2 separate regions of the Homo sapiens genome follow, and region 1 is linked to region 2. Evidence: read pairs that join two places in POLR2A ChIA-PET (ENCODE). Cell type or tissue: PC-9. All regions are shown on one strand. Links, peaks and the distances in the headings refer to the core of each region. The heading gives the core; the rest is flanking DNA.

What was found. ChIA-PET counts read pairs that join two places held together with the same protein. Peaks named below come from ENCODE experiments on the same cell type or tissue, not always from the same donor. Only the 100,000 strongest peaks of a DNase experiment are listed, where the experiment ranks them.
Region 1: POLR2A ChIA-PET joins it to region 2 with 9 read pairs; 2 of 35 experiments call an interaction of 5 or more read pairs at or near these places.

Annotation. Positions count from the first base shown.
Region 1 is chr12:45,298,101-45,313,797 of GRCh38, forward strand. ANO6 (anoctamin 6) reads left to right here. Exons shown (of 20, transcript NM_001025356.3): 2 at 3,914-3,993. Among named protein-coding and RNA genes, the nearest start is that of ANO6, 90 kb to the left of the region's middle. In PC-9, for the core only: no CTCF peak of the experiment used is centred there; no DNase peak of the experiment used is centred there.
Region 2 is chr12:45,593,380-45,609,076 of GRCh38, forward strand. LOC105369744 (a long non-coding RNA gene) reads right to left here. Exons shown (of 3, transcript XR_944889.2): 2 at 7,285-7,405; 3 at 2,447-2,543. Among named protein-coding and RNA genes, the nearest start is that of LINC00938, 130 kb to the right of the region's middle. In PC-9, for the core only: no CTCF peak of the experiment used is centred there; a DNase peak (open chromatin) is centred at 8,212.

The DNA.
Region 1 (15,697 bases), core at 7,001-12,000, 290 kb before region 2:
CAAGGTTTCTGTCATCATATTAGAATAACTATTTTTTGTTTTCTAGTCAGCCGTTTGATGAACAGATAACATAGAGGTCTCAAGTACTGTTGTTCCAAGTGCTGAAATTAAATGAACTAAACATGATGCCACTGAAGATAGTACTTTTGCTGTATAAGGCTGAGGCATAGTGACAGGACTAAAAATACATTTCAACATATTACGTTAAGAAAAACATGATTTATATAAGGAAAGAAATGAAATTAACATATTTGCCTTTTTAGAATTTTGTCTTGATTCTGCTCATTTTAATACAAACCCTCAGTCACCTTGATTTTGACTATTTTATTTTTGCTGAGAAATGAACTTTTTCAGTTGTGTTAGATTACCATAAATGAGAATATCAAACAGTAACTAGAGCCCCTCAGTAGTGGGGGTAGAATTATATTGGCCTCATAAATCATTTGCTTCCCAGCACTCTATCAGGTCATGAGAGCAAGAGCTGTGGCTTTGTTCTACCTAGATGATGTTTCAATAAAGCCATTTCTGTTTTTATTCACTCAGATTTACAGTTTTTTCTTTGTATTGACATTAACCAGTGAATCTATTAGTTTCCATTACCAGCAGACTAACTAAAACTATAAATAGTTCTAATTTCTTTCACAAATCCATTCAAGCTACATAGATACCGTTTATTGGATAGAACATCTGGGTAATCTTGTTTGTCCTGTCTTTAGGCAAAATGCATACTTTCTTAAGCTTGTCTTTTCATTTAGAAAAAAGAAAAAAATCAACTTTAGCAGCTCCGTCTGTTGACCTTAGATAACAGATAAATTGGGTATCTAATCATCTAGGAATCTAGATAAGATGCCAAGTCACTCCATCGGATTTATAATACTGGTGTAAAAAAAAAAACAAAAACCCCACAGTATTATGTTTCCTTGTTTGCTGGTTCTGCCAAAAACCAAAATATCATAAATACCATAGATATAATTTTTTTAACATCTGTCTTAATACTATAAAAAGATTAGGTCTTTTCTTCCAAATGTAAAGCAAGCTGCCCAGCACTAACTTAGAACACACTTATCATAGCCTCGCATATAAGCACATTTTAGCAAGTTTTAAAGATGGTCTGTAGGAGTGTAATTATCTTGGACAACTGTTGTACTGGAATAACCAGTTTAGTATGTTACAACTCTCTCAGTGTAACAGACTGTGTGGTGATTACTATAGCCCTCCAGGAGTTCTCAGAGGCAAGCACCTTAATTTTGGCAATGGTTGCAGCTCTTCAAGCCTTTGCTCATCTCATCTGTTTTCTGTTTCTGCTTTGGTTCACACATAGGGTGTCCTCTAATGAACTCAGTTTTTCAGAAGAGTTAGAATCACTTGATTGTACTGTCATTTCTACTGGCATTTCTTTTCAATTCATAAGTATACAAAGATGTGAGGTATTTTTTCCTCAGATTCTGTGTGAACCTAAAATTGAATCCAGGCCGGAAGCGGTGACTCACATCTGTAATCCCAGCACTTTGGGAGGCCGAGGCAGGCAGATCATGAGGTCAGGAGTTCAAGACCAGCCTGGCCAGTATGGTGAAAACGCTTCTCTACTAAAAATACAAAAAAAACTAGCCAGGTGTAGTGGCACGCCTGTAGTCCCAGCTACTTGGGAGGCTGAGGCAGGAGAATTGCTTGAACCCAGGAGGCAGAGGTTGCAGTGAGCCCAGATTGCGCTACTGCACTCCAGCCTGGGCAGTCAAGGAAGACTCCATCTCAAAAAAAAGAAAAAGAAAAAGAAAAAAAATTGAATCCAAATATTAGGAGATTTCTTAGTGAGGTGCCAAACCTAAGTATTTGGTAACTGAATTGGCTAAATTATTGGCTGATATTTTGGTTTTGTAAACAATCACATAGAGATCTCTTATGATTCTGCCCTATATGAATGTTGAGTTTTCTTCTTTTGGGTCACTGAATGTTTCTAGATCAATAGGAACCCAGCCTTCTCTTCTATAAAAGCTTTTAATGGATTAAGGGAAAACATAGTATGCATTTTTAAAAGTCACTACAAAGCCGAGATAAATCACACACAATAAAATTAAAGCATTATTTATTTCTTTCTTTTTGAGACAGAATCTTGCTCTGTCACCCAGGCTAGAGTGCAGCTGCATGATCACAGTCACTGTAGCCTCAACCTCCCAGGCTCAAGCAATCTTTCCACCTCAACCTCCTGAGTAGCTGGGAATACAGGTGCACACCATCACGCCCGGCTAATTAAAAAAGGTTTTTGTAAAGATGTCTAACCATGTTTCCCAGGCTGGTCTCAAACTCCTGGGCTTGTGCACTCCTCCCACCTTGGCCTCCAAAGTGCTAGGATTACAAGTGTGAGTTATCATGCCCAGCCAAAAATAATTTTTTATAGTTTTATACTTATTCCATACTCAAACTCTCCAGTTTTGAAAAATAAGTCCTTTATAACTGGTTTGTCCAAATTAGGATCCAGTTGAGGACCCTATATTGCTAGTGGTTATGTCCTTTAGGGCTCTTTAAATCTGATCTCCCTTTTTAATGTCATTGACTTGTTAAAGAGGCTGGACCTATTGATAAATGAGAATATTTATTTAAACTTACTTAAACATTAAATCTTTAAGCTTACTTAAATATTTAAGAATATCTCTTTACATTTATTCAGAACATTTTCTTACATAGCAAAAATTCTATTCAAATTTTTGCAAGTTAAAAATAAAAAAGTTCTTTGCATCTCATTTGTTTAAACCAGGATCCAATCCAGAACCACATGCTGCAAATGATTGTTTTGTTAACTTGGAACAATTCGTTTTATTCATGTCAGTAACTTGTTGACAAGATGAAACTATAGCGTCTTACAGAATGACCTACCTTCTTGATTTGGTTTCTCTATCCCTCTAACATGGCACTTGTCCAATATGGTAGCCACTAGTCACAAATGGCTATTGAGCTTTTGAAATGTGGCTAGTCTGAACTGAGATGCACTGTGAGTATAAAATATACACTGGATTGCTAAGACTTAACACAAAAGAGGTAAAATATTTCATAAATAGTTTTTACACTGATTACATGTTCAAATGATAATTAGGGTAGTATGGGTTAAATAAATTATGTTATTAAAATTAATTTCACCTGTTTCTTTTTTTTTAAAAACGTCTCTACTAGTAAATTCTATCTGGCTCCCATTATATTTCTATCAGATTTAAAATAGCCAGGCATGGTAGCTCATTCCTGTAATCTCAGCACGTTGGGAGGCTGAGACAGGAGAATCGCTTGAGGCTAGGAGTTTGAGACTGATTAGCCTGGGCAATATAGGGATACCCCTGTCTCTACAAAAGAAAAAAAAATGTTTTTTAATGTTTTTTAATTAGTCAGGCATGGTAATATACACCTGTGGTCTCAGCTACTTGGGAGACTGAGGTGGGAGGATCACTTGAGCCCAGGAGGTCGAGGCTGCAGTGAGCTGTGATCGTGCCACTGCACTCCAGCCTGGGTGACAGAGTGAGACCTTGTCTCAAAAAAAAAAAAAAAAGAAAAAGAAGATTGCTACCCACAAAGGGACTTCACAGCAGTACCCTGTAATAGAAAACAGAACATCAGTAAAGTGTTTCTTAGTTAGACTTTTGTAACATTTGCTTGCTGTGTACCAGTTAAATGATTTTCAGTGGTAGACCTTGCCTAGAGAATTTTAAGACCTAGTGTTCTACAACCCTGGCATCGTCTGGTAGATCCAATAGATGAAACAGCTGCTACATATTTTTTAATATATCTGATAGCTGAAAGGGTTAAATAATATAAACCTGTCAATGTGCTACCAATGTTAATAACCCGGTGCTGCTGATTTAAAAGTACAGAACTACGTGAGCCAGTGCAGGTTCATGCTTCATTTGTTTATATATTCATTCGTTTTTAGTGTTGGAAAACCTTGGACAGACAATTGTCCCCGATTTGGGATCACTGGAAAGTCAGCATGATTTTCGAACCCCGGAGTTTGTGAGTACTATTCCTTTATCTTAAATTTGTATTCTTAAGCTAAGAGATTTTTCACAAAATGAGAAAAAAGTTCTTTTATGAATTCATTCCTTCAATGGCTGTAGATCCTACATAGATCTTATTGCAGGGACTGTGCGTTCAGAGCTCTGGTGTCTCTTGGGAATAGGTTGCTGAACTTGATTGTGTAAGCATCATGGTCTATAGGTTTGTTCTTCATATTGTTCATGTAATTGCAAATGGGAGTTCACTTTGTAATAAAATAGCATCTTGTTTCTGAAACTCCTGTTCCATTCATTGATACCATTGCTGTCAGTATCTGTTGTTAGTAACTCTGGAAAGCAGTCTTTAAGCATATACAGGTATATTGACCAGTGCCAGTCACTGGTAGCGAACATAGTCTACTTTCCCTTTCATCCTGGAGCTTTCAGTGATACAACCTACATGTATCTTGTAGGGCTAGGAATATTCTGTTGGTTGTTTCTACCAGAAGGGAACTAAATGCTCCCATTAAATTGGACTCATTAAAGATTAGCCATGGTTCCTACCCTTAAGGAATTAAAAATCTTATTAGAAGCTACTATGATTTTATTAATGCCTTTTTTAAAGAAAATTAAGCACATAGGATGCCTTGTGCAAAATATCCTTAGTAAATAGATTTTTACATTAGGCTCATTTGGAGGGCGGGGATGGGAACAAGTGTTTCTGTGACTCATGTACCATATTATTGCACCAGATATGTAGGAAAAACATGCCAGGATCCACTTACATTTCCTGATTTTTGTCCCTGCTGCAAATGGCCTACCACTTTAGGAGTGCAGAAATGTTTTTTTATTTATTTTCAATGTGATATACAATCACCACTCCAGTAATTGGCAGAGCACAATTGTATTATTGGTAAAGACCAAAAAAACCTCATTATGTGCTTTTTCTGTTCTTGCTCACTCTTTATGGATTGCCTAGTCAATTCAACCAAGAGTAAAGAAACTAGAGAGTGCTCTGGACTGAAAAGGGATGGCACATAAAACTGTATCCACAATGCCATTTTATTTCAAAGTGTGGGACTCCTGTGGTGTACTAGCAGATTGCCTACTGTGAAAATCACCTGGATATAATAGAAAGACGTAGTATTCAATGACTTCCCTATTATATTCAATAAGATTTCTGGTAAAGGGAAATTGTGCATGCCCACCAATATTCCTGCATCTTAAAGTAGCAGAGCAATTTTGTGGGTTTTCTAACTTTTGCAGTTAGAGACCAAAAGCAGAATTGACACAGATATTTCACATTTGAGTATGATACTGGTAGACACTCATGAAGCTGCCTCTTTTTTTTGTTGTTTTATTTTTGGCTCCTTTTGTTGATACTTTTCAAGCAACATATCTAATCTAAAAAGAACTGTGTGCAACAAGGTGTTGGTGCGCCTGGTAAACCTATACATAGTTCGCACCAATTCCCTATGTGAAAATAAAAGTATTTTCCTCAAGAACAGCCTTGAGTGTATTGCGATGTTGCAGACTGGCAAGTCTCGGCAGTTTGTTGCCACAGATAAGGCAGATACACTGATAATCTTCCTCCACCTTCAGCATTAACTTCTTGAGTACCACATTTTCCTTTTCAAAGTGGAAGAAGACAGCTAGTCTAAGCTAGAATGCCCAGGGGTGGAACTCCGGGCTCACAGAATACATTTACCTTATTGAAAGACTTGTTTTCACAGTGAATCTGAGAACACCCAAGCTGGAAGGAGATTCTTGGGCTAAATCCCCACTTTTTTATTTTTCAGTCTCACGCTTACAGAATTATTGAGAGTCATATTGTTAGACTGCATTGATGGCATTGAAAACTGTTAATCACAATATCCCTGTATGTGTGGTTGATAACAGATTTCTGTATCCTGGCTATTATCTTTCTCTAGTTATGGGTTCATAACATGTTCGGGAGAGAATCTGGGATTTTCTTGTGCTTCGTAGATTTTCACACATCTGATGCTCATTAAGGTCACTTCTTTGTGTAACATGTAAATAGCTGCTGTGTTTTCTCCTTAGCATCAGCTTAGCCAGTGTACTCCCAGTTCCACAGTAAACATAAACTGCTGTCTCCATGGTAAACAAACAGAAGGTGTAGAAGTGGTGCCTTGAGAACAGGGTGCCCAGAGGAATCAAGCATTATATTTAAGCTCAGCTCTTTTTGTAGGCAGAAGCTTACAGCGTCAGTGAAAATGGGTGGCTCCCATTGTATAGGCAGGCAAATGCCAGGACAAAATCAGGTAAGTTGATTCAAGCCACATTTTAAAATCAGAAATGAGTGTCACAGTACAAACCTGAGAGCAGAAAGAACCCAAAGGCAAAGCAAAATTGAAGAAAGAAGACTGAAAAGAGGAATAAAAGGAGGTGAAAAATCAATATTCTGTTTTTCTCCATCTGGCATTTTGGAAGGTCCAACTGCAGTTTGTGGAGTTGAACCGAAATAAAGCAAAGCCTAGTTCATGTTTACTCGGGCCTTATCCTCAAATAGTTCAGATTTTAGAAGGATCAAGAGCCTAGTGTTTTTATACAATGGGGTGTATTTATAGAGTTTGGCTAACAGGGAAACTAAAATGCTTATCATTATTAGTTCATTTCCTTCAGAATTTCTGTTTTTCTTTCCTTTGAAACGAGACCTAAGAGAACATTGCCAGTTGAATAGTCTTGGCCGCTGGCATCATAAGCACATTCAAGTTTTCCTTCACAGCTGAGGTGTCTCTAATGTGACTAGTTAGGTAAAGCCAGCACTGCTGTATAGTGTGCATATATCACAGTGAAATAAATGCTGCTGTGAACCTCCCAAGTGGCCTGGAGACCACAGCCTACCTTGCTCTTGGCAGCATCCCCAGTGGCTTCTTCTCTCACTTGCTGCGGAGTTTGTCCATTGATTACATGTCACCTGCATATCTGTGTTGCTCTTCTCCAGCTCCTGCCCCACTTTGCAGACTGAGGCAGATAAGTTTAGCTAAACTATGCAAAAATGGTAAGTGGTGAATAGAGATGTGAACATAAGGTGCATGTGTTCTTGCTACCCCAAAGCTTAGGAGCTGGGAATGTGTTGAAACTAGAAACTGTGACATAGACACACTCCAAAGTAAGATGGGTGTGTGGGTAAGAGTCCAGGTGAAAGGGACCCGGCAAATACTGGCATTAGAAAGTAACTTGATGATCTTGCTGTGGTGGAAAACTGTCCCAATCCTGGTTCAGTTTTTTGTTTAAGCACAATGAAATCTGTTTTATAACTCGTTTCATTAACATTTTATCTTGAACGTTTTCCCACACTGTTTTGTTTTCTCCAACATTGTTATTGTCTCTGACATTATTTGTTGAATATATTGATAAGCATAACTAATCCATTGTTACTTTGAAAGCAGTTAGTTCAAGGAGGATGTAGTCAGGAAAATGGTGGCATAGCCAGATGTTCTGGAACTATGTGAATGGTGACTATCATTTGGGGACATGGATGAAAATAGATTAGGTGCATGATGACTCTGGGGAAGGGAATCAGTTAAAGTGAGGCTGGGAACTGAGGACCAGAGACTCAGATAACCTTGTAGAGTTCCGTCTTAAAAGTAGAGACTTCAGAAATAGGCCATGTGATTGAAACTGAGGATGGGGAGGCGTCCACATGGTGATGGAGCAGATAAATGTTGTTCTGCATGTGGTTGCATGCAGGATATCCCACACTTCCCTTAGTTTGCCCAATCCCAGGTCTGGTTAAGAGCAAAGGAGATCTAAGGGGCAGTCATGGCGGGCCCATTAGACCCCAGGTTGATTCCAAGCCCCAAGGAGTTGAAAAAAAAATAACTGGAGGTGCAGGGGGAGCAGTAATGGTCAAGGCTATTTCTAGAAACTCTGACTCTGTTGACATTGACCCAGGAACTCAGATGGGCCAGTTGCCTGAGTACACATGAGCTGAGGGATGGGGTGTGGGAAAGGATTCTGATCTAGCAGTAGTGAATCTGCTTGCAGCAAGCTGGAAGATACTGCCATGGATAGAAATCAGGCTGTGGTCAACATGAAAACACAAGGAAAGAGAAGGCCAAGGAATTACGTTTTATGATCTGAGACTGACATTTTCCAGCCTTTCTAGAACTCGAGGTTATATATAACCCTACTGACTTTTGAGAAGCTGGAAGATTCTTCTTGCCTCTGATCTCATGCCAACCGAGGATGTTTTTCATTGCTTAGTCTCTACGAAATTTGGAATAAATAATAAGAAAGAATTTGGGATGGCAAAAGAGTATTAGGTTTATAATAGGATAAATCAGGGAAGATGATGAGAAACCATAGGATTTAGAAAGGCTAAATAGAAAAATAGGCTCAGGAAGATGAAGATTAAAGGAGAACAAATATATGTCCCATTAATTAAGTGTCACAGATACACAGAGAAGGAAGTCTGAAGAGTAATTATCCCCCTGAGATTTTGTGTAACTGACTCCCTTTTTGAAGGAAGATACTACTTTATAGAAAAATATTTTTGATTCCCTGAAATTCAATTTTTGATTATCTTCAACCATATGAAAACACATGTGATCCCAAGGAAGAGTTAAAATATTAATTTACTAAAATATTCATTCGATATCTACTATTTTAGGTGAAGAAACAGGAAAAAAAAAATCCCTGCACTTGTGAAGCTAACATTTTGATGGGGGAGACATAAAACACAAACGTCAGATAATCCTGTAGAGAAAAAGTAGGGATTATTTGTGTGTATGTGTTGGGGGGGTGGTGACAGTTTTAAATAGGGTGTTTAGGGAATATCTCACTGAGAAGTTCCAAGTGAAAAAACCTCAAGGTGCTGCTGGAGCAAGTTCTTTGGAAATCTGGAGGAAGAGCATTCCCAGCAGAAGGAGTAGCATAAACAGGTTTCGAGGTAGGTGAGTTTGTTAGATACATTTAAGGAAATGGAAGACCACTGTGGCTGGAGTAGAATGAAAGATCGAGAGAATAATAGATATGAGGACTTCATAGGCCATTGTAAAGACTTTGGTTTTACTCTGAGTTGGGAAGTCATTTGAGGGTGAGCCTTTGGAGGGTAAACTGGCAGATTTTGAGCAGAGGAGCAACCTGAACTGCCCTGTTTTCATAGGATCCCTTGGGCTGTCCTGAGAATAGATTATGGAGGAGCAGAGCAGGGGCAGAGAGACCTATTAGACTTTCTCAGGAATCCAAATGAGAGATGGTGGTGGGTTGGTCCTGAGTGTTAGTTATGGTGATAGAGAGACATACTCAAATTCTGAATACATTCTGAGGGTAGAAGCAATAGAATTTGTTGACAGATCAAATGTGAGCTGTGCGAGAAAGAGCAGTCAAGGAATGACTCTAAGTTTTTGACCCAGAAGTCTGTGGAAGGAGCAGTTTGGGGAGAGGATATGCAGGAGAAAAATCAAAATTCTGTTTTGGATATGTAAAGTTTGAGACATTCAGGTGGAGAAGTCAGTATGCAGTGGGATATGTGAACCTGGAGTAAGAGTTAAAGAGGGGGGCCCAACCCCCGATGTGAGAGTTGTCAGCACACAGGTGATGTTTAAAGCCATGGGACGAAATGAGAGCAGCAAGGAAAGGAGTGAGATAGAATAGAGAGGAGATGCTGGACTGAGCCCGGGGGCACCAGTGTTTACAGGTCACGGAGATGAGGAAAAATCAGCAGGACAAGCTGAGCCAGGAGGAGCCAGTGAGGTGGGAGGAAAGTGAAGAGTCTTGGAAGCCAAGTGAAGAAAGTATAAAGTAGGAAGGAATGACCACATTCTGATGATGGAGAATTGACCATTGTATTTAACAATAGGGAAAAGACCATGACAGGAGGGGTTTGGGTTGAGTGGTAGAATCCAAACCTTATTAGAAAGGATTCAAAACAGAATGGAAGAAGAGGAACTGGATACAGAGAATTTAGGTAACACTTCCGTGTGTGTGTCTGTGTGTGTGTGTGTAATTTTTTTTTTTTTTTTTTTTTTTTGCCAAGCAAGAACACAGAGAAAAGGGGTAGTACCCGGAAGGGTGATTACCGTGAAGAGAGTTTTAAGATGGCAGGAATTACTGTTTGTCAGGTAGTGGGAGCAGTTCAGTAGGGAGAGAAAATCTGATGATGCAAGAGTGAGAGGGAAGGATTACTGGAATAATGTCCCTGAGAGGGCAAGAAGGGAATCCCGTCTATAAGTGGAGGGATTGGCCATAGCTGTAGGGACTGTTCCTTCTTAGAAGTAAGAGGGAAGCCAGCATATTGGGACACAGATGAAATTAGTTCAGTAGATTTGATAGGAGATTGCGGAAGCTTTTTCTTGATTGGTTTTCATTCACCAGTGAAATGGAAAGCAAGGCATTAGCTAAGATTGAAGAGGGAAATGGGATCCGAAGTGAGGAGAAAGGGGTGAGACACTCATCTGGAAGAGTGGGAAAGTGAATGCACAGGGGAAATGGAATGTCATTGCTGGCAGCAATGAGAGCCTACTCAATGGTAGTGGTCATGGTCAGGGTTGGGTGGTTGTGTGTTTTTCCCATTCAAATCCAGCTTGAGGGGAGCAAGTGTAGAATAGGCAGAGTTTGATTTAACCAATTTGGAGAGTGAGAGAGTAGGCTAACTAGAGCAACCTGGAAAAAGTTTTAGGATTTCTGGGCTGTGGCCAGGGCCTGTGTGGGGCTGATGATCCTGAATTTATAGTCCTACCACACTGCCCTGCTGTGTGGCTTTCTCCAGCATCATTCAGACAGCAAGAAAGCAGATAGCAGCCCTCAGCCAGAGTTGGGGCTTTGTAGATGGACATTATGGAGAGTACAATATTGGCAAGATGTCACTGAAACAGTGTGCTCTGGAATGTGGCCCTAAAGATGGAAGGAAGGGAAGAAAGAAGAGGGTTGGCAGATTGATTAGAAAAAGTCGAGGGGCCCCTGGGGTCTTGTGAAATGAGTAGGTAATGTAGTTGTGGTCAGAAAGAGGGATTCTTAAATAAGTTCTTTTTGAATATTTCTTAAATAAATGCTTCTTGAATTTTTCAGGATGGCAAGGGCTGGGGTGGGACTATGGCATTAGTGCATGAAAGGGAGAAGGTGATTGGCAGTAAGAAGTGAGGCTACTGAGAGGCCAGAATGCATTGGTCATGTCATGTCTCTGGATGCATAGGTCCTGGTCTGATGAAGGACACACATTGGAGAGGAACATGTGAGCCCAGAATCAGAATTTCAGTGAACCAGGAGCAGCAGCTGGGAATTTGGAAATTATAGACTTTAGGAAGCTTTGGGGTTGTATTCTATTCACATGGACCTGAAATGAATTTTCTTCCAAGAACATTGAGGAGTAATGGTCTGGAAGTGGCACTTGGGAAAAGAACATTAATCTTACTTCCTTGCCCTGAGGTGTGAAAGGTATGAGAGAATCAGAGCCAGCTACCCACAGGTCTACAAATTTTTACTTGCAGGTTTTGTCTCAAAGTGGGTTCAAGGATCTATTTTCACCTTTTTTTTTTTTCCCTGAGTAGTCCAGACTTTGTTTTGGTTATTTCTGAAGCAACTGAATTGGTGTTAGGGCTATTGAAAAATATTTTGGTCTATTTTATGGTCAATCCAAGACCTTTCTTGGCTAATCCCAGAAACCCAACTAAACTCTCAAGGTCTGCCCACAGACTTCCAGATCTTCAGGATCAGAAAGTCTGAGAATAAGGCAGTACCCTCTTGGTTAAGCATTTTTTCACTTGGACTTACAAAGAAATATGATGACTTTGCCTTGTGTCTTTGGCCTTAAGCTTGCCAAACTAAAAAAGAAACTCAACCAAAAAAGAAAACCAAACAAAGGAACATTAATTTGGCAAAAGGACTCTGAAAAGGGGGAAATGAGATCAGAGAGAAACTGGCTAGTAAGAATTGCTAAATTGGCCCATTTGCTGTGGTAGGAATTCACATGGCATCTCAAGGCTGAAAGCTTTTTGTGCATTCAAGAACCGAAGGTGATGGAATGTGCATTTTTGTCTGAATATGGAGGAATATTTATTTGCTGTATGTGGCTGAGTCAAAAGCTAAATTTATGGATTTGTTAGGATTGGGGAGTATGAGCAAAAGTGCAGCAGTTTAACATGTGAAGATGTCATTTAGAAATTTTTTGGAATACAGAATGTTATTTTCCCAGAGAAACAGTCATAAATGGTGATTAAGTTGCTGGGCCCAGCCAGACAAGACCTGCTAAAGCCAATTTAACTCAGAAGGCTAACAAATGATCATTCTGTACTAATAGTCCTCTTGAACACTCTAATCTTATTTTTTCCATTCTTAGCCTAAAAATGTGAGTGTAAAATGAAAGTCCTGAGTAAGTGAGTCAAGGCTTGTGAAAAAATGCTTAGCATGATCAGAGAGATTGATTGATTTTTGAGTTATGTGAGATGATGAAGAAGCAGTGGTCAGCCCACAGTTTAAGGAAGTCAGTTTAACTGTATGAGATGAATGAGAAAACAGCTTACTAGCTTCTATATTACTTTTGTCTTTTCTGTTAGTGAAAGTGAACTTTAGATTGATAATGGTTAAAGGTCTGGTGAAGTCTACAGAAGCTCATGCTGCCCAAGAATATTTTAGAAAGGAGTATAATTGTTCCAAATGAGTTAACCAGGGTATTAAAAGAGCTTGTAGATTTGCTTTGGGAAGTGCAGCCGGTCATCTCAAGGTGATACAGGGACTGGGACAGCTGCCAGAATCTAGTGGGGCAAATGTGACAGTTCTCAAAAAGGGGTGAAGTTAGGGTAGAAGTTGGGCATAGGCTAAATTCCCATAAATGGAGACACTGGAGCTGAAGCACTAATCTCCATATTCCAGAATGAGATGTTTAAGCAGATGGTTTGTGAATATTAGAAAAAAGGTCATTAGGAGCCAACATGATGAGTTCAATAAAATAAGTCATCCCAAACTGAATACATTACTTTTTTTTCAATGGAGGTTGTTAGATTGACAGAATAGGAGAGGGCCACAGACATTTTTGGTGTTTTGATTTTAGCAAGATGTGTGGGGAAAAAATGTATTTAAATACAAAATGAAGAAATGTGTGCCTGGTGACAGCATGCTTATCTGGGCAGTTATTCTTAAAACTGTGGAATAATGGATGAAAATCAATCTCTAGAGGAGACAAAAATCAATATGAATTAAAGTAAATTCCTGCCCCTAATTCATAAATATCAGCTGTTTAAGTAAATAGCCTAAGAGCAGAGAGTAATGATGGATCACATGAAATGGCTGGGTATTTGGTTAACGAAGCTCCGTGTGAATTGAGCATGTGATAACAATGTCAAAAGGTTAATGAAAATCTAGGTCGCATTTGTACCTGTGTCCAGAATAAAGGAAATACTAGGCTTTTCCTGCTCAGTATTGGTAAAGCTGCCTCTCATTCTGAGTGCTGACTTTAAAAGGGGAGCATATTGAGAGGGAATGATCAGCATGGTAGAAGATCCCGATATTTAGGCAAGAACATGACAGCAAGATTTAAATATTTGTCAAGAGTAATTGGTGGATGGCATTGCAAAATGTAGCATTAAGACCCATGAATAGAAGGTATATATGAGCAACTAGATTTCATTTCAGTAGAAAGATTTTGTCATAATTAAAATACCTCACACCTTGGAGGAGATGAAATACAGATGAAATGGATAACAATCTAGCATGGAGATAATGAATGCTTGAACCAGGCCATGTCAGTGGGACATGACAATTGGCAATTTCTAATTGATTAACTTGGTAACTGATAGAAAGTGGGGAATGAGGGAAAAGAGGTTTCTGTGACATCTCACCCTATTGAGTTTTATGCAGTTCATTGATGTATTTGCATTGCTCCATTTTATGTTTTTTTCCTCATTTAACATATTATTAGCAGCCAAATGATGTAATTGATTAAAACCCTTTCTCCATATAACAGTGTTCATTCTACCTGGTTTTATTCCACTATTTCCAGAAATCCTTTGCTGTAAAATGTCTCATGAATTCCCACCCCACAAAGTATCACATTTGAAATTCAGCAAGCTATTTGTTATCTGGGGAATGTCAAAATTAATTTGACAAAAACATGGGTGAGGAAAGCAGGGAGCCCTGGACATTCTGAACAAAGATGTGATATCAGTATTTACCATGGAACTCATTTGATTATAAGTCATCTAGAAGCATAATCACAATAATGGCCAGGAAAGCCACAGAAGCAAAATAATTGAGTTAAAGTTGAGAGTTTGCTGGCAAATAACCTCATCGTATCATGACCTAAAAAGCAGCATGGATGTAAAATGTTGTAATAAAAATTTAAAGAGAAAGACAGAACTTGGTGGGCATGTACACACAATGTGAATTCACAAGATTCCCAGAAAATTGAAAAGGAGAGACCAGTGGGATTTCAGCTTCTGCCATCCCTCCTGTATTTTGAACTCTTAATTAATTTGGAAGGCTGAAGGGCTTTGGAAAGATGATTTGAAATCTTTTTATTTCTGAGGTCCCATTAGTTAACTGTAGTTTTCCTTATTTTAACAAATAATAATAAAAAGTACATCTTTACTATAAGTCTCAAATGTATTCCTCAAGTATGTCTCTAGTAAGAAACTATAAATATGCTTTTACCCAGAAAACTCTTAATGGCTTCTTCAAAAGGAAAAAGTGTTTACAGCTCCTTCTCCCAAGTCACTCTTTGAAATGTAGAATAATGTGACCTGACAGATTATAATAACTACCAAACAGCATCTCCATTAATTGTAATGGGCAAACCAATAATATGGATCTTTATGATGTTAACATGTATTATAATATATCAAGTCAAGACCATACTTGTAGCTGGAATAAAATTTGATTGCAAATTTGTGTGTTTTGTAAAATGCAGGATGTGTGGAAAAATTGTAGATTTTTTCCTGACTTCCTTAAAATAAAAACAAATAATGAAAATTTTGACAGGTCATTCAGTGATGCTAATGGTATCACTACCATGTCATGTACTTTCATCTACCTTAAGTGTTTTTAAAAAGCAAATATACCATCTGTGAGATATGAAGGAAGAAGATTAAAAAGAGGTGAATTAGATGAGGTACTTCTGAGACTTTGGAAGTGTTTTTACTTATTTTTAATTTTCCTTTTTTGTAGGTGAAAGCTATTCTGAAGGTTGCCCTAGGAAGTTGAACATAAGATGGACTCCAGGGAATTAGAAACCCTGTTTTTCCATGCAACCCTGCTCTCAGACCTCTGTGGACAAGTCGCTTTTCCTTTTAGAACCTCAGTTTCCTCATATGTAAAAAGCAGAAAGATCAGCAGTAGATATCCTCACTGGAGTGTTGTTCAGTGACTGCACGGTGACTGAGAAACATTTTAGCTATCTTAAAATGATGTTCATAATAATATAGTGAATAGTCTTATCTAACATTTATGGATGCTTGTGGTTGGCTAAGCACATTACAGGGAAAGGGCTGCCTAGGATTGAAATGGCCACAGCCCTACATTACTCAGCCCTGCCATACCCCGTATCATTCCCTTTCAAATGAAATCAGAGTGTGTTGGTATCAGGAATTAGTTCTGTTCTTCTTAGAAGAGCAGGCAAGAGCTTTGATGACTTGTGTGCCTGAGAAAGTACAGTTACAGACACTTAAGTACCTACCAAATTATCAAGAGGTTGAGAGTTAATCATACCCAGCAATATTATAAAATACCAACAGCACAACCTATCAATAAATAAATATGTTGAGCAC
Region 2 (15,697 bases), core at 6,174-11,173:
TTCATCCCTCCTACCTAGACCTGCAGAGTGGAGGGGGACAGGGCTATAGCTGGAGATTGAGGGGGAGGATAACAAGTGGGAGGCAGCGCTGCAAGGGGGAGGTAGAAGGAGAAGTCTCTCTTCCAGAGCACATTTTCACCAAGGGGGATCTTCTGTAGCCTTTTTATTGAAAGGTAACTAGTGGCCATGATGGAAAGCGTACAAAACGTACATCATAACACCAGCCAATCAGGAACGCTATGGATATGTGGGGACATGGGATATATGAGAAATCCTGTACTTACTTCTCTATTTTGCTGTGCAAAATAAAGCTCCTCTTTAAAGAAAGTCGATTTTTTAAAAAACAAAAACAGTCAACAGACACTCTGGGCTCATTTCCTCACTACCCTGGAGCAGTTCCCTCCCCAGACACCCTGCCCAGCCCCTTCCCTTGGGATCTGACCACATCTCCAGTTCAGGTTTCAACTACGCCCTGGTAGACAAAACACCCTAAGTACTAAAGTCTGTTCTTGCTTTCCAAAAAAGCATCAGCTGTTTCTTCCTAGGTGCACATCCACAAATTACAGAATGTCAGAAAGAGAGCTACCTCCAAAGTAATCAGGAGGAAACCATGAAGATTAAATTAGCTTACTTGGGATTTGAACCTATTTTTCTCACTGACACTTTTTACAAACTAACATTTAGTTATATACCAACATTTAGTTATACACACACACACACACTTAGTTGTAATCGGGGCTCTCTCAACAGAACCAATTGCATATATATTTGAGAGTAGGATAGAGATATAAAGAGATTTATCATACAGAATTGGCTCATGTGATGATGGAGGCCGAGAAGTCCCAAGATCTGCAAGCAGCAAGCTGGAGACCCAGGAGAGCTGGTGGTGTAGTCCTAGTCCAAGAGCAAGTAAGACTGATGGCCTAGCTCAAACAGACAGACAGACAGAGTTGCCTCTTATGCAGCCTTTTTATTCCATTCAGGTCTTTACTTGATTAGATGAGACCCACCCACTTTAGGGAATGCTATCTGCTTACTCAGTCTAGCAATTTAAAATGTTAATCTCATCCGGAAACACCCTCACAGACACATACAGAGATAATGTTTTAGCACATGTCTGGGCACCCATGGCCCAGTCAAGTTGATATATAAAGTTAACCATCACCCAAGGGCTTGAATTGCACCTTAAAAAAAAAAATCCCCACTGCCATCATCTGATGTAGGTGACCATGAGTAGAAGAAAGGCAAAGTAATATCAGTGGTGGGTAGGCAAGCCAAACTGCAGACTTGATCATCCTCCCCAGGAATCCAAGAATTGCCCTATTTGTCAATGTATAAATATACTTTCGTTTTTTGGAGAAGGAAAAGAAAATAACTGGAGTACAGGTTTGAAATGACTGGATTTTATTACTTTAATTTCTTTTGCTCTGTTCAAAAATTTTGTAGAAAATAAATCCCATAAACTTAACACACCAACTATTCACAGCATTCCTTTTCTCTGCTGTACTTGGCCAAGATAGAGATCCACATTTTACAAAGGGTTCTGCTCTGTTTTGCTTAACCTTTTTAAGGTGCCTGGTGAGAGGCATGGACTTGGGGTCAGAGGCCAGGCTCTGAATCCAAACTCTGCCACTGTGTAGCCTTCAACAAATTGTTTTACCATGCCAAGCCTCCATTTTCCCCACTTGCAAAATCAGGAACAGCATGCATTTTCTCCTTTACAAGATTGCTGTGAGGATCAAATAAACTAAAGCATGTTGAAAGTATTCATATACTCTAAACCTTTATATAAATGTTGAACCACATACTTGTCATTTTATTAGTGACTCTGACTTCTGTCATAATAATGGGATCATGGTGTGTGTATTAGTTTCCTAATGCTGCTGTAACAAATTACCATCAACTTAGTGCCTTAAAACAACACAAAAGTATTAACTTACAGTTCTAAAGGTCAAAAGTCTAAAATGGTACCCCCTGGGCAAAAATAAAGCTGTTAACAGGCTATCATTTTTCTGGAGGCTTTAGGGGAGAATCAATTATCTTGCCTTTTTAACTTCTACAGGTTACCCACATTCTTTAGCTTGTGGCACCATTTCTCCATCTTGCAAGCCAGCAATGTCAGGCCAAGTCCTTCTCACATTGCCATTTCTCTGGTTCTCTCTCTCTCTCTCTCTTCTGCTTTTATCTTCTACTTACAAGGACCCTTGTGATTACACTGGGCCCACCTGGGAAATCCTGGTTAATCTCCCCACCTCAACATCAGCTGATTAGGACACCTTAATTCCATCTGCAACCTTAATTCCCCTTTGCCATGAAACCTGACATATTCACAGGTTCTCAGGATTAGGACATGAACATCTTTGGAGGGACATTATTATGCCCTCCGTACTTTATTTACTCATCCCCCTCAACGTAAATTCAGTTTTTAAAATACTGCACCTCTACACATTTGTTATATCTACTTTCCCCGATGAGTTTGAAGTTAACAGAAAACCTAACGGCCATTTTTCCAGGTCTACTTTCCAGTCCAAAAGTATTCATTCCTATTAAAAAAAAAAAGCTATTTAGAAAATTTTAAAATTCAATTAAAAAATTAAAGGAAGAAAAACATATATAATCCAAACACACGCAGCAATTGTCATATTTTGGCACATTTCCTCCAAGCATTTTTTTGCAGTTTTCTTTCACATAAGTGAGAGCATACCATCTATAAAAATGTTTATGCTGTTTAATACAATTGCATCAACATTTCAACTGTGCAAACCCTTTGTGAACATAAATTTTTATGGCTGCATAATATTTCATTGCAGCAAGGTAACATAATTTACTTGGATGTTATTGTTAAGCATTTAGTTTCTTTAATCTTTTACTTATTAAAGATAATAAATGTTAAGTATCTTTTATCATTCATATTTATTTACATTTATAGTTATATTCCTCTTAGGTGAGATTTTCAGAATTTATGGGCCAAAAGGAATGAATATATTTAAAGCTCTTGATAAATATTGTCAAAACACTTTCTTCAAATAATAGTCTATTTACACTCCTTCCAGCACTATGCTGGGTCAACACACCCTGACCAACAGTAGGTATTCTCATTCTTCTTAATCTTGGCTAGTTGAAATGGACATCTCATTGTATATGTATCTCCTTTGATCATGTGTGAGTCTGAACATTTTTTCATGTGTTTATTCAGCACTTATATTTCTCCATTTGTGTTTGGTCTACACATGAAGGTCATTTATTCTTTCCCAACCTAGTTATGCTTGTGGGGGTTCATGGCAAGAATGCGTCACTTCAACAGTAACTTGGAAATTCTTTCTCTGTCCTTACTCTGCTTGAAGGATCTGAGCCCTAATCAGATTCTCTGAGGACTACTATTGCCAGTTTTCCTCAGAACAGGCTTTCTTTACTGGTCTCAAGCTGCTCTGTGGGTTTCTGATGGTGTTTCTTCACTGTTCAGTTGTCAGGTCTGGCTTTAGCTGGCAAACCTTCCAAGAAATCCAGATTTTTCTCTCCTGCCTGCTACCTTCCCACCTCATTCTCATCTTCCTGTGTTCCTTCCAGCACCTTCCTAATGCCCTAATACCTGATATTCTAGTTCAGTTCCTGGAAAAAAACAAATCTTCAGTCACCCACCAGGGTAGGGAACAGGTAGCTGACCAGCTGACCCAGGTAGAAAACAGGAACAGGGGTCTCATTACTTCTTAGGTAAACATTCACCACTCCTCCTGGTTCAGTCTTACCCTTCACCTCCATTTCCATGGTATCTGGTGCCTCCGGTTCTAAGACTTGCCCTGGTTCTATGATGTGAACTGCCCATTTCTTTTAGTTATCCGCCTCTAGAGAAAGGTAGGTTTCAGTTATCCCTCATCTGCTAAATTAGTTACAACATACCTACTTACTTTTCAAACTCTAAACTTTTATTGATAACTCTGATCTGCTCTTGTCGCCTCTTCTGTTCTCTTTGTCCTTATGGGCTTACACATTTTGTAATTCCTTTACTGACATTTTGACGGGGCTTGGGGAGCCTGTGCTCAATACACTGTGTATTTCTTTACTCTCTGCCCTGGAGACCGTGTTCTTTCTTACGTCGATCCTCAAAAATCCTCATTTTCTTATCTTTTTGCCCTCCAAAGCATCTTGTCTCTCTCTTCTTCATCCAATATTTCCAGAACAATGTCTTAAATAAGCTTAGGCTTTTACAAAAGATGAGAAGTAGCATGATTCCAAGCAGCGTCCACGTTATCCTGTCCCATCCCACTTCTACCTACCCTACAACAATCACTGAAGTAAGACAACCCTGAGGGCCAGGCTGCCCATTGAAAGCAGGGGAGAAGGAAAATATTGGAGATCAATAAATGTAAGTTTATATTTAAGTATATAGACTTTATTTACTTACTGCCCATTTTCTATACACAATAAAATCTACAGAGCACCTGGTTGGACTGGAGTGTGTGGCTTCAGCTAGGCTTCTAATGCTGGCATTGCAAAAAGTCTCACTGCATTTCTTATATCCCAGAGTATGGTTAGTTTTATTTGCTAGGGATAGGACATGGCATCTTAATAAGAAAACCCTTCAGTTATAATTCACAGGTGATTTGTTCAGATCATAGTTAAGAGATATCAGGCCGGGAGTGGTGGCTCACACCTGTAATCCCAGCACTTTGGAAGGCTGAGGTAGGCGGATCACAAGGTCAGCAGTTCGAGACCAGCCTGGCAATATGGTGAAACCTGCCTAGCAATACGGTGAAACCCTGTCTCTACTAAAAATACAAAAATTAGCTGGGCATGGTGGTGGGCGCCTGTCATCCCTGCTACTCAGGAGGCTGAAGCAGGAGAATTGCTTGAACCCAGGAGGCGGAAGTTGCAGTCAGCCGAGATCGCGCCACTGCACTCCAGCCTGGGAGACAGAGCGAGACGCCATCTCAAAAAAAAAAAAAAGAAAGAAAGAAACATCAAAGATACCCAAAATCTACTTCCCGGACTGCGTGTCACTTACAGAGCACTCCAGTCCCACAACTATGCTGACCTCAATTATAAACCATTACTGGGTTTTTTTTTTTTCCAAAATACTTTTCTTGATTATTGAGTTATTGTGTTTAAGGGTTAGAAGTAGGTGCCAAGAAACAAGATTACAACTAGTATCTTGACATTTCAGATAATTTAATCTCAAAAAGGGGATACTTAAACTGGTTTTCATGTTTCCAGATTAACTGTTGACATCAAGTCAGAGACATCTCAACTTTCTTAGAGGCTCCTACTCCCAGTGTTAACATAAACAACAATAAAATCACTCTGCTTGCAGAGTCTAAAATAACCTCAGCAGAGTTTTCATTCCAAACTTTTTTTTTCTTTTGGAGACAGGGTCTTGCTCTGTTGCCCAGGCTGGAGTACAGTGGCATGATCATGGCTCGCTGAAGCCTTGACCTTCAGGTTCAAGTGATCTTTGTGCCTCAGCCTCCCAAGTAGCTGGGACCACAGTCACATGCCACCACATCCAGCTAATTTTTAATTTTTTTGTAGAGATGAGGCTTGTCTTAAATGTCTGGACTCATGTGATGTTCCCACTTTGACCTCTCAAAGTTCTGGGATTACAGGCATGAGTCACTGTGCCCAGTCTATTCTAACCATTATAAGCCACATTGTGAGACATTGAATGCAATCAAGGAATGTGCCCAAATAGTTCCCAAATATCCTACAAATTTACTTTAAAGAATAACATTTGGAGTTAAGGTCACATAAATCAGCTTAAAAATGACCAAAACTCTTTAATCTTGGAAGGAAGTAAATAACTGAAAAAAAAAAAAAAAACTATATATGGCATGATGGGAGATAAAGTCATATAAATGAAGGAAGGAAATCCTAAAACTCATGCATGTGTCAGAGAATCACATTAGAAAGTGTATTAGGATATATGCCAGGCACTGTGGCTCACACCTGTAATCCTAACACTTTGGGAAGCCCAGGTGGGAGGATCGCTTGAGCCCAGGAATTTAAGACAAGCCTGGGCAACATAGTGAGGCCCTGTTTCTACAAAAAATTTAAAAATTAGCTGGGTGTGGTGGCATGTGCCTGTGGTCCCGGCTACACAGGAAGCTGAGGCACAAGGATCACTTGAGCCTGAAGGTCAAGGCAACAGCAAGCCATGATCATGCCATTGCACTCCAGCCTGGGTGACAGAGCAAGACTCTGTCTCAAAATAAGTAAATAAATAAATACATAAATAAATACATAAATAAATGATTGCCTCCAACATTAGTCACAAGCACAAAATATAAATACAGTTCTTCCTTGTTCTTGTAACCTGATGGTTTCTCAGTCTACATAGTCACCTTTTCGGTCAAGTTTCAAAATTTAAAAAAATTCATTCAAGAGGAAAAGAAAGGACGTTGTTACTATCACCAGTACAGGCAATATGAACAACTTCATATAACTGTCATAACTTCTAAACTGAACATAATTTCTAAAGTCTAAACCTTAATGCTGTTCATAACTGTTTACGTAAATTGAGTCTGACTATATTTTAAAATACCTCCCTCACAATTCCACTTGCAAGTAGTAAAAATAAATCTCACTAGCATCTGAGTTTCTCACCATGGCTCCATCTGTTTCCTCCAACATAGACCTGTTTTCTTCCCATCCAACCTCAGAAGCTGATCCCCAAACCACCTCTTGCAGAATGGGATACAAGTTTAAAAGCTGGTATTATTTTCATCCTTTTTCTTATAAAACTTATAAAATAGATATGCTAAGGCTAGTGGTGAACCCCTCCATCTGGGTACCAAGCTGTTTCCTTCTATTTTATTTGAATGGAATAATGTAAAACTGCATGATCTCTAAAGTTCTTTAAAGCTGAGAAATCGAATATATCTATGATATCACTTATCATGAACAGATTTAAGTAGAGTTGGTAGGTATGTATCTCCTAGCCATCAAAATTATCTGACATCTCACCTTAAATCTTAAACATCCTAATTGATCTAGTATCTAGAAAGCAAGGTGATTGGTTAGGTCAGGGCATGGGGCTGAGTTTACCAGTGGCTCTCCATCACTGTGTAATAGCTCAGTGAAAAAATATTAGCTCCGTTATTAATGATGATTGTTAAAGTGTCCCTTGATAAAAACAAGCTGCTGGCAAGGTCTATACAACCAGCAGTAGGAACCCTTGCTCTCAAGTTTGTGAATCAGCAATACAGTAGGTGTGCCTGCCTACTGCCTCCCAAAATGCACATTAAGAAGAGAAAGGAAGAGGAGAAAAAGAGATTTCCATTTAGCTTTTACCTCTAAAAGCACTGTCAGCTTTGAAGGACTAAGCGATGGCAGAGGAGTTTGTTGTGCACCAAGGCGTGCATCTCAGACAAGGCCATTGATGGTTCCCTCACCTCCAGGCAGGAACAATTCCCTGAGGATGAGGAAGATTAAGTTCATACACATGCACACACACATGCACACACACACGTATAGCACTCCACAATGTGGGAAAAGATTTCTCTGATGTGAGGAGGAAAAAGGTTATTTTCTTTTTTTTTTATTATACTTTAAGTTTCAGGGTACATGTGCACAACATGCAGGTTTGTTACATATGTATACATGTGCCATGTTGGTGTGCTGCACCCATTAACTCGTCATTTAACATTAGGTATATCTCCTCATGCTATCCCTTCCCCCTCCCCCCACCCCACAACAGTCCCCGGTGTGTGACGTTCCCCTTCCTGTGTCCATGTGTTCTCATTGTTCAATTCCCACCTATGAGTGAGAACATGCGGTGTTTGGTTTTTTGTCCTTGCAATAGTTTGCTGAGAATGATGGTTTCCAGCTTCATCCATGTCCCTACAAAGGACATGAACTCATCATTTTTTATGGCTGCATAGTATTCCATGGTGTATATGTGCCATATTTTCTTAATCCAGTCTGAAAAGATTATTTTCTCATTGCCACGTTCCCTCTGCTTGGGAATTTCTAGTCATTACAGGTAGTGACAATGAAAATTATTTTGTCTTGATAATTCATTAAATAAATATTTATTGAGTGCTATTATATGCTAATAATCTTAACATTCTCCTGAAAAATGTTTCTTTCTTAAAAATAATAAAAGAAAATTATGTCATACCTTCTGCAAATATGTCTTCCACTCAAAGAACATATGCAGTACTAACAAAGTGTCTTATTTCAGCATCCAAGCTTGTCTCTCAGAAATGGCCAAGTGATATAACAGGTTCTGCTTCTAAGCCACGAGATGATTTATAATACCAACTAGTTATACCTCTTTAGGACATTATAGCTACTATAAAAACAGATACTTCTATAATATCTCAGGTGATGGCTAAGTCAAGAAACAATCCGTTGTATCTTAGCATAGTTGTGAGGGAAAGTTCTTCCATCTCTATATTAAAATAGTTAGTGTTTCCCACAATTTCTCTACATTGTTGCTAGTGTTGCCTTTTGAGGCTATGGAATGTTCAAGGCTTCCATTATTGGAACCAGAATTACAGTTGGCATTTACTGGGTGTTTACTAGGTATAGTGCCCTGTGCTAAATTCTTTGCAGACGTTATGTTATCTCCCCCTGTAAACACAGACCCGCACCATCCCCTTTTCCAGGCAAAATAAACCAAGATCTTCCAGCTGTTCTTTGTGTGATTGTTTCCAGACCTTTCAACATTCTGATCACCCTCCCTGGTCAGCTCCACTTTGTCAATGCTCCCGTTAAAATGTGGCATCCCTATCTAGTCACGATCATCCAGATGTAAGTTAATTGATTCCAAATACAGAAGAACTATTATTTCCTTGGACTGGACAGGGTATTCCTCTCAGTCTGGCCTAAGAAGAAAGGATCTTTGTTTGTTTTGGGGGTGTTTTATGGCAAATCACATGACTTGCTCATGTTGCCCTTGCTGTCAGTGAAAACCCTGAGTCCTTTCTGCATATAAACTGATTAAGCCAAATCTCTACCATCCTGTGCAGCTAATTTTTAATGTAAGGAAAATGTTCACTTTGTATTTATTCCTCCCTATTAAATTTACTGTTTTCCATTCGCAGCTGCTTCAAAGCTATAAAGATATTTTGAGGTCTTATTTATTTATTTTTGCTTTGTTTTGCTTTGTTTGAGATGGGGTCTTGCTGTGTCACCAAGGCCAAGGTGCAGTGGCACAACCATGGCTCACTGTAGCCTTGACCTCCCAGGCTCAAAAAATTCTCCCATGTCAGCTTCCCTAGTAGCTGAGACTACAGGGATGTGCCACTACACCTGACTAATTTTTGTCTTTTTAGTAGAGACAGGTTTTTGCCATGTTACCCAGGCTGGTCTTGAACTCCTGGTCTCAAGCGATCCTCCCACCTCAGCCGCTAAAAGTGGAATTACAGGTGTGAACCACAGTGCCCAGCCCTTATTTATTTATTTTTTTTAAGAGACATAGTCTCGCTTTGTTGCCCAGCCTGGACTCAAACTCCATGGTTCAAGTGATCCTCCCACCTTGGCCTCCCAAATAGCTAGGACTACAGGCACAAGCCACCATACCTGGCCTTTTCAGATCTCATTTTGTCACTCAACACATTAACTCTCTTTATAGCATCTCAAAATGAAGTAAGCATGTCTTCATCTAAGCAGATAATTTAAGAAGTTGAACAGACCCATGCAGCATGCCAGCTAAAGCTTTGCCACCTAGTTCATTAGTGGGAGATCCTGAGATACAAGCCTTCAACCAGTTAGGGAATCTACCTAATTATTTTATCTTCTTGACCCTTTTCTTCATCTTGTTCTCAGTGATACCCAGAAACTTCATCATCTGTTTTGTTAGAATCATGATGCATTCCTTCAACCTACCAGTTTGGTAACGTGAACAAAAAGAATGGCTGTTTTAAGTTGCTCTTGGTGAAGTCCTATTGGTTGCTGGTAACTGCAACTTTCTTTCTTCACCTAACAAATAAACTATCTCAAAATTCACTACAGAATCTTGCCAAAGATCAATATATTTTAGTTTTTTTCTCCTGGAATTCATGTTCTTTCTTGCCTCTACCAATACATACTATATAAATACTTTCTAAATATTGGGACACTATTTGCCTCCTCCTCCTCCTCCTCCTCCTCCTCCTCCTCCTCCTCTTCTTCTTTTTCCTTCTTCCTTCTTCTTCTTTTTCATTTTTTTTTTTTGAAACAAAGTCTCACTCTGTTGCCCAGGCTGCCAGGCTGGAGTGCAGTGGCATGCTCTCGGTTCACTGCAAACTCCACCTCCTGGATTCAAGCGATTCTCATGCCTCAGCCTCTGGAGTAGCTGAGACTACAGGTGTGCACTACCACACCCAGCTAATTTTTGTATTTTTTAGTAGAGATAGGGTTTCACCATGTTGGCCAGGCTGGTCTCAAACTCCTGGCCTCAAGTAATCTGCCCTCCTTGGCCTCCCAAAGTACTAGGGTTACACTTACGAGCCACCCTGCCTGGCTTCATCTTCATTCTTAATGCCTCTCTTTCAATCCTCAAGATTATTGACATTGAGACTGGATTCTTCTTTGCAGTCAAGTATGCTGGAATGAAATCCAACTTTTATTCCTGAAGTCATTTAAAGCAGGCAGGTACTTTTTCCCATCCCTTTACCTCCAGAGAAGTCTTTCTTAATATTATTTTATCTAACATTTCTAATGTGACTGTAAGTATCAACTACAGGAGGCAAGTGGGTCAATTATTTTTATCCTCCTTTCTTTAGAAATCACTGGGACACAGATTAATTGAGCAGTTAAGGAGTGGCAAAGTTAGAACTGAACCCAGTTGTCTTACCTCCAAATCCAGCACTTCCTAAACTACGTTTGTTGTCTCCTTTTCTTAACTTCCAGGAAAAAATGTTGCTTGTGTAAGTGAATCTGTATGCTCTGTGCTTCCAAAAATTAAAAATTAAAAATAAAACCTGGCCAGGCGCAGTGGCTCACTCCTGTAATCCCGGCACTTTGGGAGGCTAGGCAGGTGGATCGCTTGAGGTCAGGAGCTTGAGACCAACCTGGCCAACATTATAAAACCCCGTCTCTACTAAAAATACAAAACAAAATTAGCCAGCCGTGGTAGCGCACGTCTGTAATCCCAGCTACTCGAGAGGCTAAGGCAGGAGAATTGCTTTAATTGGGCAAACCTGGGAGGCGGAGGTTGCAGTGAACCGAGATTGCGCCACTGCACTCTAGCCTGGGTGAAAGGAGACTCCATCTCTAGGTAAATAAATAAATAAATGCGATATAATCTTATGTTTATTCCTCTTTGTTTTTTATTGCCAGAATTCCTGGATCCAAACACTGGTGCCTCAGCTCTGTTAAATCAAATTTAGCCTAAAGGTGACTCCTTACTTAAGTTCAGCCTAAAGGTTTCTCTGTACCTCGCGAATTATAACAAGTGGAGGTGTAACCAGACCATAGCCTACATTTGTGCCAATCACCGAGTTTTGGCCAATCAAATGTAGCCAACTGTTCAAACTGTGTTTCAATAAGGCAAACGCCAAGCTGTAACCAATGCGGCTGTTTCTGTACCTCATTTCTGTTTTCTGTACATCACTTTCCTTCTTCTGTCCATAAATCTTTCATCGCATGGCTGCACTGGAGTCTCTGAGCCTACTCAGGTTCAGGAGGCTGCCCAATTTGCCAATCGTTCACTGCCCAATTAAACCTTTTTAAATTTAATGTGGTGGAAGATTTTCTTTTATCAGCTCTGATCCAGAAAACCATCTACTATTTGTTGTTTTTCCTGTTATGTTTTTGCTTTTAGATGTCTTATAATTTCAATCTTTTGCACTTTAGAAATAGTCCATAAACAAATCTTAAGTAATTCATTTAGATTGTCTTTTTCTCTCGGGGAATTCCACTACAGATAGTGAAAGAACACCTCCTTTGATAGTTTCTTCCTTCCTGTCACCGCAGAGAGAAATTCTATTCCTTACATAGTTAGGGATACTGGAATTGCTACCTTAACACTCAAGCAGCTAATGTAGTCAGCACATGAATCTGCCTCTGCCATTTTCACTAGAAGAAAAAATTTTACCATCCCGTAATAAAAGCAAAGAAATTTACCTACAAAAATAAAAGACTTTCCAAAGATAGAACTGATCAGATACAAAATCCCAAAAGAAGATGAACTTTACAGGTAGTGGAAATGGCTAAAATTCTAAAAAAGATTTTCATGTGTGTAAATGTGTGCAAAGGATTTATGTTTTTTAAAATGTATTATCTTTAGTTTTCATTGGTTTGTCTTTGTTGTGCCTAGATTAGAGTTTCTTTTTGTAGTTTTACTCCTTGTGGTTCCCAGGTCTTCTTGAATCTGTTGCTTGATTGCTTTCATTCATTTTGGAAAGCTCTCAGCCATTATCTTTTCAAATATTATTTTTGGCTCATGTTCTTTCTTCTCTCTTCAATCTTCTGGATCTCCCGTAATACATATGTTAGCTCTTCTCATGGTATCCCATACAGCTATTAACCATTCTTATTTTTCTCCATTATTATTTTGGATATTTTCTTCTGACCTATCTTCCAATTTTCTAATTCTCTCTTCACATTTGTCTACTGCACACATTTATTATAGTCTTAATTTTTTGTGTTTTTTGTATTGCATCATATAGTTTCCAATTTTATGCTTAAATTCTCAATTCTGTATTATCTCCTTGAACATAGCAAGCATATATATTTTGAATTCTGTGTCTGGTAACTGTAATCGTAGAACCTACCTCAGAGAATGTTGTGAAGACTGAATGACAGAAGCCATATAAAGTGATTTGCATAGGGCTGATACAGAGTAAGTTCTTTTTAGGTAGTAACTATAGGTAGTATATCGTAAAATATATATTAAATACATAGTTCATGTCAAGAAGGAGCAGTTAAAAGAACAGCAGATGACAGTTACATATTCAGCCATCATTCTTCAGCTGCAATGCTTAATACTTGTGTGGGTCACCTAGTAAGTCCATTTTATTATCTCTGCAAACTTAGGCCTACCACTCAGCAGGAAGGTGGGACACTCACAAATAGACTTACATAAAAAAATGAGACAAGATAAAAGTAAAGAGGATTTGACATATGAAAATAGACCAGTCTCACAGAATGTTAAAAAAAAGAAAAAAGAAAAAAAAAAACAGTTAGAGTCCAGGCATGGTGGTTCATGCCTATAATCCCAGCACTCAGGAAGCTAAGGTGGGAGGATTGCTTGAGGCCAGGAGTTCGAGATCACCCTATCCAACATAGTGAGACCCCCATATCTATTAATAAAAAAAAAATTTTTCAAACCACTTATGCCTCTTTACATGTTTCCAACTGGTACCATAATTAAGCAACTTTCAGGAATAGAAAAATACTTCCTTAATATGATTTTTTTAAAAATATCACACACAGAGCCAACATCAACAACTGATAGAGACATTTCTATTAAAATGGGGAAGAAAACAAAGCTCCTGATAAAGCCACCATTATTTAAAATTGCACAGGATATTCTCAGCAATGTAGTAAGATACGAAACAGAAATGACACATAACAACTGGAAGAGTGAATATATTTATCACATTGTAGATTACAATGTTAGACAATATAAGAATACACTGGGAAAACTAGAGTTAAATTTTAGTGAAGTGCTTGAATGCACCCTATATCTAAAAATCAGTAGGTTTCTTTAAAAATACTATAATTGTGTACCTATTCATAGTACTAGTTATTATTTATTCTCCCACTCAAACTATCCTATCCCTGTGGCTCAATTCTTCACTGCTCCAATTATTTCTGCAACTTATGATCATTGAGTTAGGCTTTTATTTGTCTGCTTAAAATGCCAAAACACGGCCAGGAGCGGTGGCTCATGCCTGTAATCCCACCACTTTGGGAGGCAGAGGCGGGCTGATCACTTGAGTGCAGGAGTTCAAGACCAGACTGGGCAGCATAGTGAGACCTCGTCCCTACAAAAAAATTTGAAAATTAGCTGGGTGTGGTGGTGTGTGCCTATCATCCCAGCTATTAGGAAGCTGAGGTGGGAGGACCACCTGAGCCTGGGGAAGTTGACACTGTACAGTGAGCCAAGATCCTACCACTGTGCTCCAGCCTGGGCAACAGGGCAAGACCCTGTCTCAAAACAAACAAACAAACAAAAGCCAAGACAGGAATAAGAGTAATGTAGGAGATTGTGTTAAGACACAGTCACCCAGGAAGGTATATCCTACCTTCTTCTGAGTGCTGGAAGAGAATCAGACTGAGATGAGGCTTTTATTTATTCAACACACACTTGTGTATGCACAGACACTGTGCATATTAATTCAGGGAATACAATGATGCTAGGACTTCTGCTCTCCTGGAGCATGCTGTCTAATGAGAGAAATTAAATAAATGAACCCAAGATAATATTTATTAAGTGCTAGTTGTGATAAGGTCTGAGAAGAAATAACAGAAAAATAGAAAGTGATGGGGAAAGGGGGTCAAGGAAGAGAGAGAACATAAAATTTAGAGTGAGGGATCAGACTAGTCTGTCTGAAGAAATGCCATTCAAGTTCACACCTTATGGGCCAGGAAGGGGTTGGTCAGACAAGAGGGATGGGCAGCATCCCTAGAGCAAATAGCAAAGAGCTAGAAACAAAAGTCTAGTGAGCCAGGGGAAGAATGGTGAGAAGTAAAGATAGAAAGACAGGCAGGATCCACATGATGCAGTCTGTAGAAGCTGGGATGCTTTCTGCTTCTAATAATAGAAGGACAAATTAAAAAGAGCTCAAACAGTAAGAAGTTTATCATCTAACAAAATAATCACGACATATATTTAAATATATTATTATACACATAATAAATACAACATGAAGCCCAACAGTAGGTGGCTCCAGTCTGGCTGCAGGAGTGGGTGGGTCAGCTGCTCAACCACATCTTCAAGGGTGAAGTTTCTTGTTTCTTTCCCAGCCTCCTGTGCCATGCCTGGGGGTTGTCCCCTTAAGCTAGATCCTCTTATGGGGTCAACATGACGATTAAGGTTTTGAGGTGGTTTTGGTTTTTTTTGTTTTTTTTTTTTGAGACTGAGTTTCATTCTGTTGCCCAGGCTGGAGTACAGTGGCGCAATCTCAGCTCACTGCAACCTCCACCTCCCGGGTTCGAGCGATTCTCCTGCCTCAGCCTCCCAAGTAGCTGGGATTACAGGCATGCACCACCATGCCCGGCTAATTTTTTTTGTATTTAGTAGAGACAAAGTTTCATCATGTTGGTCAGGCTGGTTTCAAACTCCTGACCTCAAATGATCCACCCACCTCGGCCTCCCAAAGCGTTGGGGTTACAGGCATGAGCCACCGCGCCCAGCTGATTATTGTTCATTTTTAAAGAGTAAATAACCCCTCCACAGAAATGCTACTCCACTACTCTGTCCCTTCCCTCTCCTCCTCTCTCTCAAGCAGGTTTGTGACTTTGTTTCCTTAGATGGCTACAGCCAATGCCTAAAACTACCACTGGCAAAAAGAATGGAATTACTACGATTGGTTTACTTTAATTCACCCTGTGGGCCTGATCGCATGACCCAGGAACAATGACACTGAATGCAAGGTTCTTAACCTGGGGCCTATGAACATTTTGGTTAGCATTCAGGAATATCTGTGAACTGAGATGGGGAAAGCACTACCCCTTTATTTTTCAACAATCTCTAACTGAAATCGTTAACTGAAATCTTATTTCCTTCCATTATGAAGGTAGGCAAAAGACTACAGTCATAATAGGAGTG